Regions from separate parts of the Homo sapiens genome. Here region 1 is linked to region 2. The links are chromatin contacts, found by Hi-C or POLR2A ChIA-PET in ENCODE. All regions are on one chromosome and are shown on one strand. The core of a region is the stretch at or near the end of the contact, and the rest is flanking DNA. Distances in the headings are between cores, read along the strand shown.

Region 1 (2,733 bases), core at 226-2,725, 41 kb after region 2:
TAATCCCAGCACTTTGGGAGGCTGAAGCAGGAGGATGGCTTGAGCCCAGGAGATCAAGACCAGCCTGGGCAACACAGTGAGACCTGTCTCTACACAAAATTTTAAAAATGAACTAAGTGTGGTGATGCACCCTGTGGTCCTAGCTACTTGGGGGGCTTAGGTGGGGAAACATTGCTTCAGTCCAGGAAGTCAAGGCTGCAGTGAGCCAGACGGTGTCTCAAGAAAAACAAAAACAAAAACAAAACAAACAAAAAAACCACTGTGCTAAGAGGTGTGGCAGATAATAATATATAATAATAGCTAACACTGAATGCTAAATAAATGCCAATCACTTTTAAGTACTTTGCATGTACAACTTGGTTAGTCCTCAATCACTCTATGAGGTGTTGCTGTTATTACCTGTATTCCCATTTTACAAATGAAAGAATGGAGGCATTAATAGTGACTAAGAAGCTTGCTCAAGGTCACACACCAGTAATTAAATACAGGTAGTCTGGATCCAAGACCAACTCTCTTAACTACTTCCTTGTGATAAATAAGATATTAAGTTGAAAAACATGCCTTGCCTCAAACAACTTGCCATCAAGGGAATGCTGAGGAAATTACTAAAACTTAACCAGTTGTGAAAAGAGTCAACCAAGAGTCTTGAAGTTTTTTAGAACAGCTAGCTCAGGTAAGCTTTCTGTTTATTTTTTTCTTTCTCTCTTTCACTTTTTTTTTCTCTAGTGATTCACTTGACAATTCATTGTGGAATCGTGCTTCTGTATTTTCACCTTTTGATCTTACTGCTTCTCTTTTCTACTAAAATGGAGAATTTCTTAAAGATAGGAACTATATATTATTTCTCTTTTTATCTTTAGCCCGTAGCATATAATAGAGGACCACTCAATATAAAGACTCAATAAATTATTATATTCAAAGAAATGACAGTAATTATTCATAATTAGTATCTATGAATACATTGCACCTAGGGGCACTATAGTATTTTAGAGCTTTTGATTGAGTAAGTCCCAAAACTACTCTGGTAAGAGAGTTAAACATTATTATCCATGTTTCACAATCAACGGCTTAATTGTCAAAAGGTCAAGTGGCTTACTACGAGTTAGTCAGTAGGGGAAAAAAGAGAATCTAGGAGTTTTTTGTTTTTTTTTTTACAAAAAAAAAGAAAGGAAAAAGATTTCCTCAAAGTTAAATTAATGCACATAAGAATATCAAAAAATACAGCAAAGATACTTTGTCAAAACCAAGCAACACTTAAACACAAAACATTAATTTATGTTAACTTTATGTAAGTAAGTTATTTTGAAAGTCAACTCTAAAGATTATGTTCAGAAACTTCTATTTATGCTATTTTTGTTTTCTACACATTATTTTAGTAATAAGGGCTATATCCTCCCATGAGATCTACAGGGCGGATATTAGATAAGCCACAGATGAGTTAACTTGTTTTGGCTTGAATGAGGAAATGTGGCAGCTCCAGATGCTTCCATGCTCCGAGCACATCGGATCCAGTAGGCAAGAGAAACTGGGCTAAGACTCAAAGAAGGGAGGTGCTTTTAGCTAATAACAAAGTCTACTCTTCCAGTGTTTCTGTAGGCAAGGATTTTTTTTTAAGAAAAATATTATTACAACATAGTTATAGATTCGTTCTTGGTAAACAAACTTCAACAAAGGATGATCCAAAAGGCTTGAATTTCTAGCTGCAGAAAGAGTTATTTTTACTCTTCAGTCTGTTCCCGTGACTTTTTTCCCTACCTTTGTTAATGGCTTCACCATCCATTGAACTGACCAAGCTAGAAACCTCAAATTTATTCTCCACAGCTCCTTCTCCCTCACCCTCTTTTGCTACTGGTTTTAGTTTTACTCATTCGCCCATTCTGTCATCTAAGTAGATATATTTATTATATCTACTTATATATCTACTATATCTACATGTATAACACATCTGTTATAACCTCCATGGCCTCTTCTAAAGGTTGAGCCTCTCACCTCTCTGGACTATATGACCATCTCCTAGATGGTTTTACTGCCCCTGATAAAGTTATTTATTTGCCTAAAAACCACCAATGGCTCACCCTCATCTACAGATCAGAATACAACCTCTTTAGCATATCTGCGCTCTCCCCAATCTGTATAATCACCTATTTTCTTCTACTTCCCTGAAAACCTCTACTCTGTCAGTTTCTTCTCACCATTCCCCAGACATCTCCAGCATATCCAGCTCTTACATATTTCAGTGTTTTTGTATGTGATGTTCCTTTAACTTGCAGTCCTTCCTCTGCCTTCATTACATGACCAATCCTAAGGCTTCCTTTACTCCCAGCACAAATGTGGCCTCTCTCTCTGAAAGATGTCTTGACTCCTCAAATAATTAACTACTCCCATTTCATATTTGTGGCAGAGATTCTTGCTCCTCATTGAATAGAGTCTTTTGATGCTGCACATTTGCCAGCTCCTTTCCAGTGCGGTAAGGCCATGTGACTTCTTCTGGTCAAAGGGCTGTGAGTGGAAGTGAGATGCGCCACTTCTGATCCAAAACACCTAAGAGTTGGTGCATGACCCTCCAACTCTCTCTTCTCTTGGCAAGTGTAAAGGTCTTGTGATGGGATGGTAAAACCACAAGATGGAAATGGCCTAAACAGACCACATGTAGGGAGCTGCTCTGGGAAGTCCTCTGATCCTGCATTAGGCTTCATGTAAGCAAGAAATAAACTTTTGTTGGTTAAGTCACTG
Region 2 (2,779 bases), core at 251-2,750:
CTGAAGAATCTCGTTGGCAACACGCTTGAGATTCTGCAGAGGAGAGAGAATAGCTCATTTATTTTACAGATATGTATTGAGCACCTATTCTGTGCTGGCATGGTATTTGGTGCTGGTGCTGAAGACAGACAATAAACATGATTTTTTACGTAAAATTGTCAAGAAAATAAAAACACATATCTACCCCAAAACTTGTACATTCACATCCATAGCAGAATTATTTATAATAGCTATAAAGTGGAAAGAACTTAAATGTCAATCAACTGATAAACAGATAAATAAAATGTGGTATAGCCATACAGTAGAATACTATTTGGCTATTTAAAAAGGAATAAAGTACTGCTGATACATACTACAACATGGATGAACCTTGAAAACATGCTAAATGACAGAAAATGAGGTCACAGAAACCCATATAACATATGATCCCATTTATATAAAATGTCCAGAATAGGCAAATCAATAGAGACAGAAAGTACATTAGTGGTTGCCTAGGGCTGGGGGTTGGGGGTTGCCAGGGAAGAGGGGCAGAGTTTGAAAAGGAATGGGAGCTGACTGCTAATGGGCCCAGGATTTCTTTCTGGGGTGATGAGAATGTACTATAATTGATTGTGATGATGACTGCCCAACTCTGAGAACTGAAACCATTGAATTGTATGCTTAAATGGGTGAACCGTATGGTATGTGAATTATATCTCAATTTTTAGAAATAAAATTTATGGCACATTATGTGACAGTTAGGTGCTATGGAGAATGATAAAAATATGGAGATGGATAGGGCAGAGCAGGGATGAGGACATTTTGGAGAGTAGGCCCGGGATATAATTTTTGTACAGAGCAGAGAGGGAAGGTCTCACCCGTAAGATGATGTTTGAGTAAAGATCTGAAGGAGGTCAAAAGGAAAATCTTGGACTTTGACAGCTGCAAAATAAGGAAAGTTTTTTCCATCACCAAGTCATTCCCAGGGTACAGTTCAGTTATAAAGAACATAGATAAATTAGTAGTAACACAGTTTTAGGAAGTCTTTAATACTAACACATTATTTTCATATTTCCCTATGTAAGAATAAATAAGGCTCACATCAGTCAGAAAACACTAAATAAGTACACTGGGGATTTAGGTATTTTGGAAGTTTTGTATGGTGGAGATTTGGTTTGTATTATTTTGGAGGTGCACACCAGGATGCTGTGAAATGTAATTGTATTTCTTTTTCCTTTTGTTTTCCTCAATTGAAAAAATAAGTATTAATGAACACTTCATTCGGCCATTTATTCACAAATAATTTTTCTCTCTTAGAACACTAATTTTTTTCCTCCTCAACTCTTTGACATTAACTTTGTAAACCACAAAAAAACTAAACAAACAAACAAACAAACACTTTGGAAACAAATACTCAATGGCAGTAAGAAACACAACAGTTCTTTGAAGCCTGTACCTCCTTATTTTGACCAGAGGAGAGCACTAGAGAGCTTTCGGGCTATTGAAGGGCCCCCCCGCAATCCCAAAGGGCTGGGTGGAGCCTGAAGCATTCAGCCAGGCATAGCTTTAAGTCCTGACTCAGAAGACAACAGCACAGCACTTTGCTAAAGGGCAAGCTCGGACACATTTCCGTAACATATAACACTTCTTTCACCTCAGACGTGATGTTCTGCTAAATCTTCAACATTTCATAATGTGTACTAACCCCTTGATACTTGTTTTGTGTTCTGCTTTTGTTTTCAGCTCTTTGGGAGGTAAACAATGATTTTAATTTCATTTTACATAAACCACACAAAAAAGAAAGAATCACCATACATGTTTAAGGGCACATGAACTCCACTAAGGAGAGGCAGTACTGGGTATGGACAAGACACAACCTAAAACTTCCGACTAAAGCTACCCTGGTGAAAAGCCAATGGCCCAAACTTGTCTTAACTATCAGAAGTCTTAGGTTTCAATTTTGATAGGAAAAGACACTAAGAATAACATCAGCTAATTAGCCTACAATTTGAACAGTGTATAAATATCTAATAATGGAGCAGACACTTAAAATGTATAATAACTGGGGTATCAACGGCAGAAGACAACAGACACTCTCAACCACTGTTGATGGAAATAGAAATAGTTAAAATCTTATTGGAAGGCATCTTGTTAAAAAAAAAAAACTTTCAAAATTTTAAGTGTGCATAATTTCAACCCAGCAATTCCATCTCTAGATATAAGTTCCCCCGAAATGCTGCACATGCACACAAAAATTTTATTTATAGTAGTTTTAATAATAATGATAATAGCATTTAGCACTTACTGTGGTAGGTGCAGTTCAAGAACTTTACATACGTTGACTAATTTATCTCTAAAAACAGCCTGGCGATCCCCATTTTATTGATGAGGAAGCTGAGGCAGGGACAGGTTAAGTAACAGCTGTGAAGAGGTGGAGCCAGGATTCGAATGCATGGATCCCAACGCCCCTGCTCTTAACCACTATGCTATGCAATACGAGGATATTTATTGTAGCATTGTTTATAGTGGTGTAAAACTGGAAACAGCCCATGTCTAGCACTAGTGGAATCGTTAAATAACCAATGATGTATTCATATTGTCAAAATGAAGTCAATCTAGGTGCCCTGACTCAGAAAAGGCCCCAAAGGTATACTGTAGAGAAGGGGAGGGAGAGAAGCAATTCTCAGAATAATACGTATCATATGATTCCATTTGTGTTTCTTTTCAATTACACGTTTGTATTTGGACATATATTCAAGCATAGAAAAAGGATGGAAGAACATACAGACACCAAACTGTA

The links. Hi-C counts contacts between places; a loop is a spot of excess contacts on that map. ChIA-PET counts read pairs that join two places held with the same protein, here RNA polymerase II (POLR2A). Pooled maps may share reads with other maps.
Region 1: a loop to region 2 is called in a map of heart left ventricle, with 2.1 times the contacts of the local background. The contact joins two enhancer-like sites. A Hi-C loop is called at or near these places in 10 of 168 maps with a recorded cell type or tissue (Calu3, ascending aorta, esophagus muscularis mucosa and 6 more), 1 of 37 single-sample maps with no recorded cell type and 4 of 50 pooled maps. POLR2A ChIA-PET finds 5 or more read pairs at or near these places in 4 of 52 experiments (AG04450, H1, MCF 10A and 1 more).

Annotation. Positions count from the first base shown.
Region 1 is chr1:183,001,935-183,004,667 of GRCh38, forward strand. No RefSeq gene overlaps it. Among named protein-coding and RNA genes, the nearest start is that of LAMC1, 20 kb to the right of the region's middle. Within about 2 kb of position 1,476, at least 3 of the 41 ENCODE cell types and tissues checked have a DNase peak (open chromatin) inside an H3K27ac peak, as active enhancers do; they include heart right ventricle, where a contact is called at or near this core.
Region 2 is chr1:182,961,216-182,963,994 of GRCh38, forward strand. No RefSeq gene overlaps it. Among named protein-coding and RNA genes, the nearest start is that of SHCBP1L, 9.4 kb to the left of the region's middle. RefSeq lists an enhancer at 1,359-1,653. Within about 2 kb of position 1,501, at least 7 of the 41 ENCODE cell types and tissues checked have a DNase peak (open chromatin) inside an H3K27ac peak, as active enhancers do; they include heart right ventricle, where a contact is called at or near this core.